Regions from separate parts of the Mus musculus genome. Here region 1 is linked to region 2. Evidence: chromatin contacts called from ENCODE Hi-C or POLR2A ChIA-PET data. All regions are on one chromosome and are shown on one strand. The core of a region is the stretch at or near the end of the contact, and the rest is flanking DNA. Distances in the headings are between cores, read along the strand shown.

Region 1 (5,997 bases), core at 307-2,806, 570 kb before region 2:
CCTGCAGCTCTTCTGCTCCTTCCTGCTGTCTCTCTCTCCTACTCTCAAGCCAACACAGAGGCTCCAATGCACACCCAACTCCACAGAGGCCCCTAGCTTTGTCCCAGAGACTGTTCATCACAACTTGAAACTTAGAGAGCAGACAGACCAGGGATGACGAGAAACTTGGTGCCTCTGCCATACAAGGAATGGGCGAGCAACCTTCAAATGAGCATTATTTGGTTTGGTTTTTCCAGGCCTTGTGGATTCAGTTGTTAGAACTGGACAGGAAAGAAGGAAGGGAAGGGACGGTGATCCAGGCCTAGGAAGATCCTCCCTGTGAAAGATCTCACCTCTCCTGCAGCCGCACATGCTTCTTGGCTGGAGCTTTGGTGGGTGGAGGCTGAGTCATGTCTGCCCCCAAAGACAAGGTCGGCAGCTGTGCTCTGGAGCGCCCCTCACAGGCCTGGACCATGCTGGGGTAGGTTGCTGGGCCCAAGGGAGGCTCATTCAGCCATGAGGCATGCCTGAAAGACAAGGTCCCGCGAAGGCCTCATTAGCTAGAAGAAGGCTTCTAGTCCAGGCCAGCCAGCTATTCCCTCAAGCAAGCGGCCCAACAGCTCTCTGTTGGGATGCAGGATAGAGGACAGTTAGGGGTTAGAGTAGAAGGAAGGTACTAGAGAGAATACAGGTATGGGGAAGATAGGAAGGAATCCAGAAGGAGGAAGAGAGAGGATACCCAAGTCCACAGGGCTCTAAGCTGGGGTCTGCATGAGGCCAACAGCCTGCTAACCACACAGAAGGAAAGGGAGAAAGCATACAGCTCTCTGAGTCTAGCCAGCTAGCAGGCTTCTCTATAATGAGAAATGGAGGCCTTGAGAAGCACTGGATCCAGTCAGGGATCCAGGCACGCTCCAACTTCTAGAAGGGTCTTCTCATTGTCGGCAGTTCCACTCCAAGATCAGTTGTGGCTCCTGGGGTCTCTGTCTAGGGCGGTAGCCCAGGGGTGTTTCCTCCCTCCTCCTTCCCATCCCCCAGTCTCCCGCCTCTGCAACCGTCACAGGAAATGGCCTCATCAAACCCTAGAGCGCCAGCGCATGGTGAGGCTACAGCTGGGGGTACAAGAGAGAGGGGGCATAGAGGTGATGAGGGCATCACCTTTTGGGGGCAGCCCCTGTCTCTCAGAGCTAAGGCATGGGTGACGTGGTGGTGGGGTTAGAGTCGCTAACCCATGGGGACAGAGCTTTGGGAGCAGTGTGGGCCCATGCAGGTGTGGCTGGGACAGTACTTGCCCACAACAGGAAGGGGCCTTTAGCCTCTCCTCTCCTGGCACTCTGTGTGGCTTCTTAGCCCTCCAGTCACAGGGACACCAGATATGTCACTTCTCATGCCCTGGCCAGGCATGGGAGCCCCAAACTCAATGCTTCTTCAACCCATCCTTGGAGCCCCCCATCCCACCCCAGGGCCATAGGATGTCTGTACTCACTTCAAGTACTTACTGAAGAAGCTATGTCCCCCAGGCTGCCTCTTGCCAGCTGTCTGTCAGTCCGTCTATCTTTGAGGACTGAGAGGTTTCAGGAAGCCAGCTTCCTCCCTCCGCCCCTCCTGGCTTCCACCCACGCACACCCAACTGCGGGCTGCCCTTCTGTGCCTGCCACAAGCTGCCACCAGGGGTCGGGTGCATCCTTCCTGTGCCCTCTAAGAGCAAGCGGCTGCTGTCCCGCCACCCTCACTGGATGCCAAGGCTCTGGGAAGCGGCGAGAGATGAGGCCTTCCCTGACCACCTCGGGCCTCCTCCTCTGGGTCCTCATCAAGTGCTGTCCCCCACCCCCACCTCTTCCTTGATAGCCATGGGGAACCTTCTGCTGCTCTTCTGGTTGTGACCTTGGCTAGAGACTTATTTCCACTTCTCAGCTTCTGCCCCTGTAAGCTTTGTTGCTTCAAAGCCTGGGAATTCAGGGCCAAACCCAGACCCCCAAACAGAGCAGATGTGTCACAGAGGTGCCATAGGGGGTGGCAGGGAAGAGGAGGCAGGAGTCCTTGCTCTGTACAGGAAGGAGAGGCCAGGGCTAGGCAGGAAAGCTTCTTTCCAACTCCCTGGCCCCTCAGCCTGCAGACATAGGCTTGTCACCAGAGAACAAGTATCAGAGCTTAACTGGAGAGGACTCTGGGGTGGCTTCCATAGCAGCCCCTCAGACTACCCCTCTGGGAGTGTCTTAGAACCCTGTATCTCCTCTGAAGACTTACAGATAGGTGAAGGCTGTGACCCTCACATCAGAGACTTCCCAGGTCCTCTTCACCAGGGGGCCACTTGGATGCTTGGGGTGTGGAAAGGGAGCAGTCCCCAAGTCTAGAACTCCACACACCCCCTACCCCCGCCTGGCTTTGCTAGGCCATTCGCTGGCCCTCAGCCCAACTGGTTCGTGGTTCATGCTTGCTTGCAAGACTCCTTCACTCTGTAATGTTCCCCAAAGCGTTCCTGGGCCCCACTGCTTGAATTCCACATCCTCTCTCTCTTCCTCCCACTTCTCCGATTCAACTGTCAAACGGGTGACACCGAAAAAGAGCTGCTGTGCAGTAAGCACAGGGATGGCACCTGAGGGGGGGGGAGGGGCTGCCCTTCTCTGGCCCACGGGGAGGAGGGGAGGACCAGGAAGAGCCTTTGAAGTCCTAGGGCTTGGGGCACCTGTCTTTGTTCTTGGCTGTAAGTCAGAGGGTGGTTCTCCCAGCCTCTCCATGGCTGGTTGGTTGGTTCTGGCTCCCTTTTCTCTGTGCCTGCTCTCCTGAGAGGACTAGGTGGGATTTCCTGAGGGGGAAGCTCAGTGGAGTTGGGAAGTGGTTGGCCCTGATGCCAGGATGAGATGACAGCAGCAGGAGCCTGGGAATCCCTGCACACCCGAGCACAGGGACAGGGAGACTGGGCTCTGCCTGGACCTCCCCACAGGAGCGTCTGCCCTGGCAGATAGTGGAGGGAGTGGGAGCAGAGTGGAAAGAGAGCCACCCGCCCTGGGGCCAGCTGTTGATTAGGATCAAGAAAAGGAAGTGAGGATACCACAGGGGCGGGGAGAAGGAAGTAGGCAAAGCCCTCCCCCACCGGTCTGCCTAGCATCCTCAGTTCACAGTGTTAGCCTGCTGGCTGTGAGCACACCTCTTGACCCTCACAGTGAGGACCCGGTGGGGTTCTAGAAGTTGGAAGATGAGCTCTTGGGTAAAGAGCAAAGGAGGCTGGGAGATGGGGAAGGAAGTTGGTGGGGCAAAAGGGTCAATCAAGGCAGGAAACAAGACTCTGAGGCTCTGTCCAGGTCTCTAGATGGCTTCTCACTTTCCTGCCTCTTCTATCTGTTCTTCCCATCCCTGGGGGGCGGTGGGTTGGGGGGATTGGTCTTTCTGACTGGGAATTAGGATCCAGTACTGTCCACTTTAGAGAATGTAAAGTCCTGTTTGGAAGCCTAGTGAGCAAGCAGACACTTAGTGGTCATGTGACCTTGGCCAAGTTCCCTGAGTCTCAGGTTCCCCACCAGCCTCCTCCTTCCCTCCCTCCCTCCCTCCCTCCCTCCCTCCCTCCCTCCCTCCCTCCCTCCCTCCCTCCCTCCCTCCCTCCCTCCCTCCCTCCCTCCCTCCCTCCCTCCCTCCCTTCTTGTCAGGAAGACAGAGCCCTGTGAAGTACTTTGTCCACAGCCCCAGCACTTGGAAAGTCTGGAACTGAGAGCTAGGGAGCCTCACCTGGTGGTGGAAGTGGAAGGGAGGCTGAGTCTGTCTGTCTGTCTGTCTAGGCTCTTCCTTCTTCCCCTTCCTTTTTCCAGTCAGCCATCATCTTTTTTTTTTTTTTTTTTTTTTTTTTGGGAAGTTCCACTCAGGCAGTGGAGAGAGTCTAGGAGTCACTCCCAGCAGCCCGGCATGGGCAAAGTTCCTCATTTCAAAATGCGCAGAGAATGGCGGTCATGCCTAGACCCTGGCCAGGGGTGGAGAGGAGCAAGACTCCCACCTGGAGCCTCACCTGTGGTCCTATGGCTAGCCTAAGATTTCTCCCTCCCTGCCTCTCTCCCCTTGATACCGGGCTTCTTCTCTCCACTTCCATCCCAGGGGCCAGGAGCCACAACTCCCATAGCTAGTGCTGCTGAAGTTCCCAGAAGTCCTTGTGCACTGCAGCTCTTGGGGAACCAGATAGCTGCCAGTCCCCAAAGGCTAAAGCTGTCACCCTGTAACATTCTGGGATGCTCTGGGTGGATACAGACAGGATGAGAAGTCCCAGGATGGGAGGTGGCTGTTCCTGACTGCCTCCATCCCCCTCAAATACTGAGGCAGCTCTTCCTTCTCATCCCTGCAAGCCTAGGCTTGTCCTTGGTAGTGTGGGGGAGACAGAGTTCACCAAGGAGGAGCCAGGAAGACACCCAAGGAGGCAGGGTGAAGCCGTGGCACAAAGGCCGAGGCACCCCAGCGTGCCCCAGGCTGTACCTCCGTGACAGCTGTCCCAGGTGCCCCTTCCTGACCCAGTTTTCCTCCTGCTATCTTTTTGGTGCCCGCAGGTGTTCGGACTTTCCCATACCCCTTGTCACTGGTGCAGAGGACCAATTGCACAGCTCAGCATGGAACTATGCTTACCTTTCCTAGAGTGCCAGGAAGTAGCCCCGCTGTACCCGCTGCTGGGCTCAGTGCCCCGGCACAATGACTTCAAGCTGAAGGGGATTCCCTCCCTTTCTCCCAAGTCCAGGGCCAGAGGGATGGACACCTGCCCCACAATGGCCCTTCCCCCCCAGGGGCCCTTTATGTCCTTCCCACTGCTGTCATTGATGCTGGCTTATACACCCCCACCCCCAGCACATTAGTGGCTGTCCCCTCCAGTCCCTTGCTGAGCTCTCCCAGCCCGCTCAGGAGAAACTGGACCTTCTCCCTTTCCTGGTGACCTTCCCCAGTTTGTGGGAGGCAGAGGGGGCGACTTGTTCTCTTCTGCCTGGTAATTATCTTCCTTTAGTGTGGGGGATGCCCAAGGCCTGGCTTCAGGCTGTGGGAGAGCAGAGGAGGAGCTGGAAGAGCAGCCTACAACAGCTGTCGGGAGGGACCAGGGCTAGTTCACACTTGGAAGCTGGGATGCCAGGACCGGCCCTCCTGCCTCTCTCGGTCTCCATCGGCCTCCTGGTCAGCTCACTCCACACTGAGACGGTAAGCTTCAGGACTTTGCGGTTTTCTAGGCAGAGGATGTGGGTTTGCCTGTGGGGGTGGCTTCTGGGGGAAAAATATATTTTTGCTGAATAGAGAATCTCGGCCTGGGTGTGGGGGGGTCGGAGGGGGGGCGCTGCTTTCTTAACCTTTTTCTGAGCCTATCTCCCATTCCCAAGGTTGCTCTAACAGGGTAAGGCTGGTAGCAGGGCCTTCTACGACCTAAAACTTCCCCAAGGTTGGTTCATAGGGCTAGCCACGAAGCATGTTCTGTCCCCACAGGCCTCTCTCTTAGCGACTTTGGGATCCCAATCCTTTACACACACACACACACACACACACACACACACACACACACACACACCCCACCCCATGCACTCTGTGTGTCCTCTATACAGATTCTGAAGTAAGATGCTCCTGGCTCCTCACAGACTCTGCTACAAGAGACAGAGTGAAGTGTCCCCAGGTGAGATGGGGTTGATGAAGGACCAGGTTAGGATCTCTCCCCTACATCTTGGCCAGACTGAGGCCTGAGACACCCCCATACCCCGCTTTCTCTGGTTGCTAGCTCCACTCCTTGCCTCATTCAGAAGTGTCCCGTTTGAGCGCACGAGCATTCACACATGTGCGAGCGCACATACACACACACACACACACACACACACACACACACACACACACACACACTCTCACTCATACACGCACACAGCCTGGAAAACTTGATGAGTCTGCAGTACTAAGTTTCCAGGACCCCATCCAGGCCGGTGGGCGGCTCTGAGGTTTGGGGCTGGATGGAGCTGTGGTAGGGGGTGGGGCGGGCAGCAGTCCCTGGTGCTGGGCAGAGGGAGGAGGCAGGCAGGC
Region 2 (6,613 bases), core at 3,054-5,553:
CCTTTTCTGGCCTCTGGACAACAGCCATGCCCATGGTCACATATATACACGCCAAACACAAAGTAAAAATCAATCACAAAGAAAATAAAAGGTGGCAAGTCTATAAAATGATCCCATCATTGCACATAAACTATACAGACTATATATGGCTATATGCATATCTATGTATTTAATATATATTTTAAACACTCTAAAAATAAGTTGCCATTTTAGCAAACTTTTGCCTACCCACTCCTGTACTCCAAACATCCTTGACTTTTACTGCCCTCCAAATTAAATAAGCAAGTTCATGAATTTGATTACAGAACCCAAATGACAGTCCAGAGTTCTACATCTACAAACTGTCTTCTGACCTCAACAGGTGCACTGCAGTATATTATGCACACATGTATGCAAATGTACACAAACAAAACGCAAAGCCAAAACAAAATGCTGAACAGTGGTGGCACACACCTTTAATCCCAGCACTAGGGAGGCAGAGGCAGGTGGATCTCAGAGTTCAAGGCCAGCCAGGTCTATAGATAGGGTTCCAGGACAGGCAGGGTTCCACATTTGACACCGCCCCCCCAAAAAAAGAGGTAGGTGTGGTGGCACACACCTTTAACCCCAGCACACACCTTTAACCCCAGCAGGCCTGAGTTCAAGGATTCAGCCAAATGAGACACGCTCCTACCCCTCAAGCAATGTTGTAATTAGCATTTCTTACAAAGTGTATTTTAAGTTCCTCCTTGTTCTCCAAGTGGAATTAACAAGCTCACTCACTCCAAGATGCCAACTTCATTCCAACAGTCTTATATGTAATGGCTATAAAGATGGAGATGAGGATTCAAAACAACCAAAAGAAGTTAAAAACTTAAAAAAAAAAAAGTCTTTATTGTGCCATCTGGGGCTTGATTTAAATCTGACTTTTGGTCATTCCTTTAAGGAAGGAGAATTTTGTGGACTCTGCCTAACTGCAGCTGTTAGGTATCTGAACGCTATCGCACACTTCTATCACATTGGAAAAAAAAAAAAATCAAGAAAATATCTACTTAGCAGCCAAATACTACACAGTGAAAATAACATTTGTACTTAAACATTTAATACTTGCATTTTATAGAAAATAAAAAACAAGTAAAATTAAGTCAATGTCTCACCTCGGAAAGTACGTCTAGCTCTCCTCACTCTTCTGGCTACTGTCTTAAACTTGGTTTGCATACAGTCTTGACTCATCATTTCATCAGCTACCTTGCTGTTTTGTATTTCCACAAATTTCTGTTAACTCTTATGTACTCATACACAAAATAATGTAAACACCCTAAGCTTTAAAAGCAAAGAAGCTTAAGACCCTCACTAGGTACAGACCAATGCTATTCAAGTACTATTAATTAAAAATTAAAGCTAAGAACAAAAGGAAATAGAAACGCTTTTATAATTCTCCCCCTAAAAGTATACCACAACCTCCAAATCATTCAAATTTTGCCATTAGAGTTCCAAAATCTCAATGAACAGAAATTTAGATAGAGGAATTATAAAAAAAGACTGCACCATAAAAAAATATTTCTTATTTCTTAGAGGTTTTTTTTTGTTGCCACATTTCAACTATATGAAACCACTTGTTCCAGCTTTCCTAACACAAAACATTTCCCAAACAAAGACTGTTTATGGTCTCTTAAGAAGCCTTTGTTCCAGGACCCCTCTGTTCAAGAGCTACAACTTCTGGGTTTTCTTTTTGTGGTTCTATCAACAGCAAATACTGGCAAACTCTTCCACACTGACACAGGAGTTTGTTAAACAAAGGAGGAAGCAAGTCCCCTTCACACAAAGGAGGCTCCAAAACAGTTATGTTTGTACATTATTTCTTCCTCTTTACCCCTTCTCCTCTCAGGCTGTAGTATATAGTAGTCTCAATAGAAAATGGTGGCCATCATGTGTGACAATTCAGAATGGGAAAAAGCAAAACAAATGCACAAATCCTAAAGGCTGCCATTAAGCTGCTAGCCCACATGAGGAAATGGGTAGCCAAACCTAACCAAAGCAACTATTTTTCGAAGAAAATAGCTCTATAAAAGGCAAAGTCGGTAAGAAAAAGGACCTACCCAGTCCTAGTGCGCCACAATGCCAACATGGAGGGCAACTCACAGGATCCTAACTCCTCTTAGATTTTGGTTTCTAATAACTTTGTCAAGTTTCCTAATTTCTAGATAAAAATCCCATTAATGCAAGCATGCAACAGTCACATTCATCTTTCCTGGTACATTAAGATAAAGCTAAATCGCTCAATGTTTGAAACGTGGTCCACATTTCAGAATCAAAACCCTAGGTCTAACCAGGCAAGGGTGTAACTTCTGCAGGCCTCTACAGTAAAAGAAACCTTCCATCGCCTCTGTCCATTTCACCAGAAGAAATGAATCTATTTCCAAACATTTCCCCCCATACTAGCTGACCTGGCCAGTTATTTTCTGAGGCATTTCATTTCTGCTTTCAAAGTTGTCCAAGAGCAACTAAAATATGGTATCTGTGTTTTAATTTTTCTTTCGTGGGGGTAGTGAAAGGATAAGGCTTTATTCAGGGATCTCTCGCAAACATCTTTTCTAGAACGTCTACGTACACAATCCCCTAAATCAAAATGCCATTACATAGAGCAAGTTTAAGGGAGAAAGGGGTAAAAGGCGTGGGGGGGGGTCTTTTTCACTTGAGAGCAGGGAAAGATAGAAAATTCTTAAACGGTAGGCAAGGCAGTTAAACCTTTCCAACCGACCCGGCCGGTCCAACGGTCGTTTAGGCCAACTCAGACTCAGGTCATCCCAAAAGGTAGGCGAAAAACCTGGGGTGTCGCAGCGCATCCAGTTCCGGCTGCGGGGGGAGGGGGTACGGGGAGGGGGACGGGGACGGGGAAGGAGTGGGCCGGGCTCTCCGCGGACGTTGCAGCCGTTAGGGCCGTCTTGGGGACACCCCACCCCTCAGAGCCCCCCAAGCTCGAGGCGCTAGAGCCCCCGCCGGGAAGGCCGAGTAGGGAAAGCTAGGGACCAGGATGAAATCTCCAAGAGCTCGTCTGACATCTCCCCTACAAGCACAGCCTCTCCACCTCAGCCCCAGCCAGGCCTCCCCCCCCCCCCCGCGCCGGGAGCAAAGCAGTCCGGCCCCAAGTCCGTGTGGGAGCGTCCGCCAGGACCTGCGAGCATCAGGGCCCCCGCCGCTTGGCCTGCCCCCACCATCCTCAAAGTGTCGTCCCCCCACCCCGACCCTTGCACCCCCACCACCACTCAACCAGCCGCTCCAGACCGGCCCAGCGGCTCCTCCCCTCCCCCAGTAGCGCCGGCCGCCCCCTGGCCCAGCTCGCCCTGGGGACTCCCAGAGGCCGAGGGACCAGGTGGTGGTGGGGGACCCGGGTCCGGAGGGTGGGGCGCTCAGGTGAGGGCAGCTTCGGGCCGACGCCGCCACCACACAAAGGACCAGGGGCTCCCGCCGCCATATTGAAAACTTTCCTCCTCACACGACAACTCGCAAGTCCCCCACCCCCACCCATCACACACCCCCGCACCCCGAGAAGGAGGCGAGGACCAGCCACGGAGCCGTGCGGGCCCAGAGCCCTGCCTCCGCGCCCGCGTCTCAGCCGGGCTCGGGAGGACTCCCCAGCGACCACCCCGGCGGCTGCCAACCACTCCAGCCCGCACCGCTGCCGGGCGGTGCAGCGCACCAGCCCCCGGAGCCGCACCGACCTAGCCCCCTCCGGCCGCCCCGCCGGAGCCCGCGGTCCTCACGGCCCACATCCCACCCGGGACGGGGGCCCCCGCGCCTTCCTCCCACCGCCGCATCTCCGACCCTCGGAGCCACCCCAAACTTGACCGGGCCCGCGGGACGACCGCTCCCCGCCCCCGCGCCTCCGGCCTCCCGGGCCGCGCGTCCTCGCTCCCTCCCCCAGCCGCGAGCAGGATCCGGGGTGCTGGCTGACTCACCGGCGGCGGCCGCACCTTACAGATCCCAGTCTGCTCGGCTATGGGCCGGATCTTGTGGATGAAAGCGAAGGGGTCCGCGAACTCTTCCCAGCTCGGCTCGAAGACCGGACACTCGGGGGGAGGCAGGAACTCTCCCAGCGGGCCCGGGCCCCCGAGGGGCAGCGCCGGGCGCGGGCCTGGGGGCAGCGTGGTGGCCGGCTCCATCACCGCGACCTGGGCAGGGGCGAGCACAGGGCAGGCTCCGCAACCGCGGCAGCGAGCTCCGCTCCGTCCGAAACCCGTGCAGACGCACAGCTCGGGCGACAGGTCCGACTTCTACTAGCAACGGCAACACCTAGGGCTTTTTCAGCCTTCCTCCGACGACGTCTTGCCGCTACCCCACGCAGTGCTCCTCCGCCGCCACGGCGAGGAAAAAAGTCCCTGCTGCCACCCCGAGCCAGGTCTCGCCCCGCCCCCTAGCCGGGAGGGGCAGGGGCCTTCCGCCTGGGATGTTTATCCTTAATGCTTCAGTTAACCTCTGAAGTTTCAGAATTCTTCCTCTCAAGAAGTTAACAGTCTAGTAGGGAGAACAGAGTTACAATCCATCAATCACGTCATATATTTTGGCACGAAAGATTTGCTTAGTAAAACCCGAGAAGCAGAGTACTGAAATTGGAGGATTCTCCAGGTAGAGAAAACACCTTGAACACAAGGAGCAGCAAGGACAGACACATAGAGTAATGAGGAGAGCAATAACTCTTCGAGCACTTGCTTATCCTAGACACTGTGTAAAGTGCAAGTGCTTTTCGGGATTGTTTAGTCTGTGAGGGGATTAAGCATTTGACCAAATCCAACAGTTCAGTCTATTTACTGGAAAGTAGGGTTGTTGCACAGAAATCTACACATATACAAGGTTGGACTTGAGCAAAAGCATCTTGAAATAATCCAATCAAGGAATGATGGGGCCTAAATAAATTCAGCAGCGCTATAGGTTAAAGTGAAATTGTAGGAAATAAAAGTTAGACTAGGACGGGACCAGAAGAATAGCGTACTAAGGGTCTGACAGATGGCATCCCTGGGACAAGCATCCATGAGCATGTTCTAGGGAAGATGTATTCACCCCTGAACAGGCTGAGCCTGAGATGTCTCTGCTACAAAGATTTTCAACAGGCTAAAAGGTACAACAGGTCTGAAGGAAAGAAAGAGATCAGAGTGTTTCAGAGGAAGCAATGGAAGAGCTGAGAGGTTAAGTAACCATGAAATCCAAAGATGGGGGATGGCCCCAGAAAAAGTCAGGTCATAAGTAGAACTTGAACACAAACATAATTTCTTTTTTTTTTTTTTTGTTTTGTTTTTTCGAGACAGGGTTTCTCTGTATAGTCTTGGCTGTCCTGGAACTCACTTTGTAGACCAGGCTGGCCTCGAACTCAGAGATCCACCTGCCTCTGCCTCCCAAGTGCTGGGATTAAAGGCGTGTGCCACCACCGCCCGGCGATTTCTTTAATCTAGAAAGCAACCAAACTCGTGGAAAGACTGCCTGCCACTGTATAAGGAAGGATCAGTGGCTCCACAGCCCTCCCTTCAGAATAGACCATCACTCAGCCTCTGGGTTTAGATTTTAATAGGACTAATGTGACCTAGGCTGGCCTGGAACTCTCTACATAGCCAAAGATGACTCTGATCTCCTGATCATCCTCCTGCCTCTACCTCTTAAACGCTGGGATTACAGATATATCCTATCACACAGAGACCATGGTTCTTCAGCTTAAAAATGGAAAGAGTTAGAAGTTAGATGTGGTGGCGCACACCTTTAATCCTACACAAAGTTCCAGGCCAGCCAGACCTGCATAATGAGCTTCCGCATCAAAGACAGAGAGAGCCGGCTCAGCAGATTAAGGGCATTTGCTTCCGCCTTAGAGGATGTAAACTTAGTTTCCAGATCAATGCCCATCAGCTCCCAACTGCCTCTTCACCCCCAGCCTCAGAGGCTCTGATGTCTCTCCTGGCCCCTACAAGCAACACACACATTTTTTTTATTTTTTTATTATTTTCCTCATTTACATTTCAAATGCTATCCCAAAAGTCCCCTATACCCTCCCCCGCCCTGCTCCCCTACCCACCCACTCCCACTTCTTGGCCCTGGCATTCCCCTGTACTGGGGCATATAAAGTTTGCAAGACCAAGGGGCCTCTTTTCCCAATGATGGCCAACTAGGTCATCTTCTGATATATATGCAGCTAGAGACATGAGCTCTGGGGGTACTGGTTAGTTCATATTGTTCCACCTATAGGGTTGCAGACCCCTTCAGCTCAACACACATTTAAAAAATTTTTTTAAATATAAAAAATACAAAACATTTTTCAGTGAAGGGGAGAAAAGCCCCAGTCTTTAATAAGCTCTATCGAAGTACCTGGCCTCTAAAACAGTTCAGCAATTCTTGAAGAAGGCAAAACTTTTCTTAGCTCTACAGGGATTTGGAGCCTGAATAAGACATATATTGTCTTAAATAATAATAAAATAAGACAATAATATTGTCTTAGACAATAATCTGTTCATTAAAAAAAAATCATTGTAAAATGAGGTGATACAGCAGGTTATAAAATCGTGGGAAACCTAGGGAAGAAGTATAGAATTTACCACATTTTTGAGTCAAGGTTTCACTATGTAGCTCTGACTAGCCTGAAACTCACATATTG

Evidence for each region. Hi-C counts contacts between places; a loop is a spot of excess contacts on that map. ChIA-PET counts read pairs that join two places held with the same protein, here RNA polymerase II (POLR2A).
Region 1: a map of regulatory T cell shows a loop between it and region 2 (2.4-fold over the local background). The contact joins the promoter of Ptpn7 here to the promoter of Kdm5b in region 2. A Hi-C loop is called at or near these places in 1 of 37 maps with a recorded cell type or tissue (regulatory T cell). POLR2A ChIA-PET finds 5 or more read pairs at or near these places in 1 of 5 experiments (Patski).

The regions. Positions count from the first base shown.
Region 1 is chr1:135,128,259-135,134,255 of GRCm38, reverse strand. Ptpn7 (protein tyrosine phosphatase, non-receptor type 7) reads right to left here and starts at 1,556. Exons shown (of 10, transcript NM_177081.4): 1 at 1,466-1,556; 2 at 333-506. The coding sequence starts at 454. It also overlaps the pseudogene Ptprv.
Region 2 is chr1:134,557,868-134,564,480 of GRCm38, reverse strand. Kdm5b (lysine (K)-specific demethylase 5B) reads right to left here and starts at 4,303. Exons shown (of 27, transcript NM_152895.2): 1 at 3,939-4,303. The coding sequence starts at 4,142. It also overlaps a transcript of Mgat4e not described here.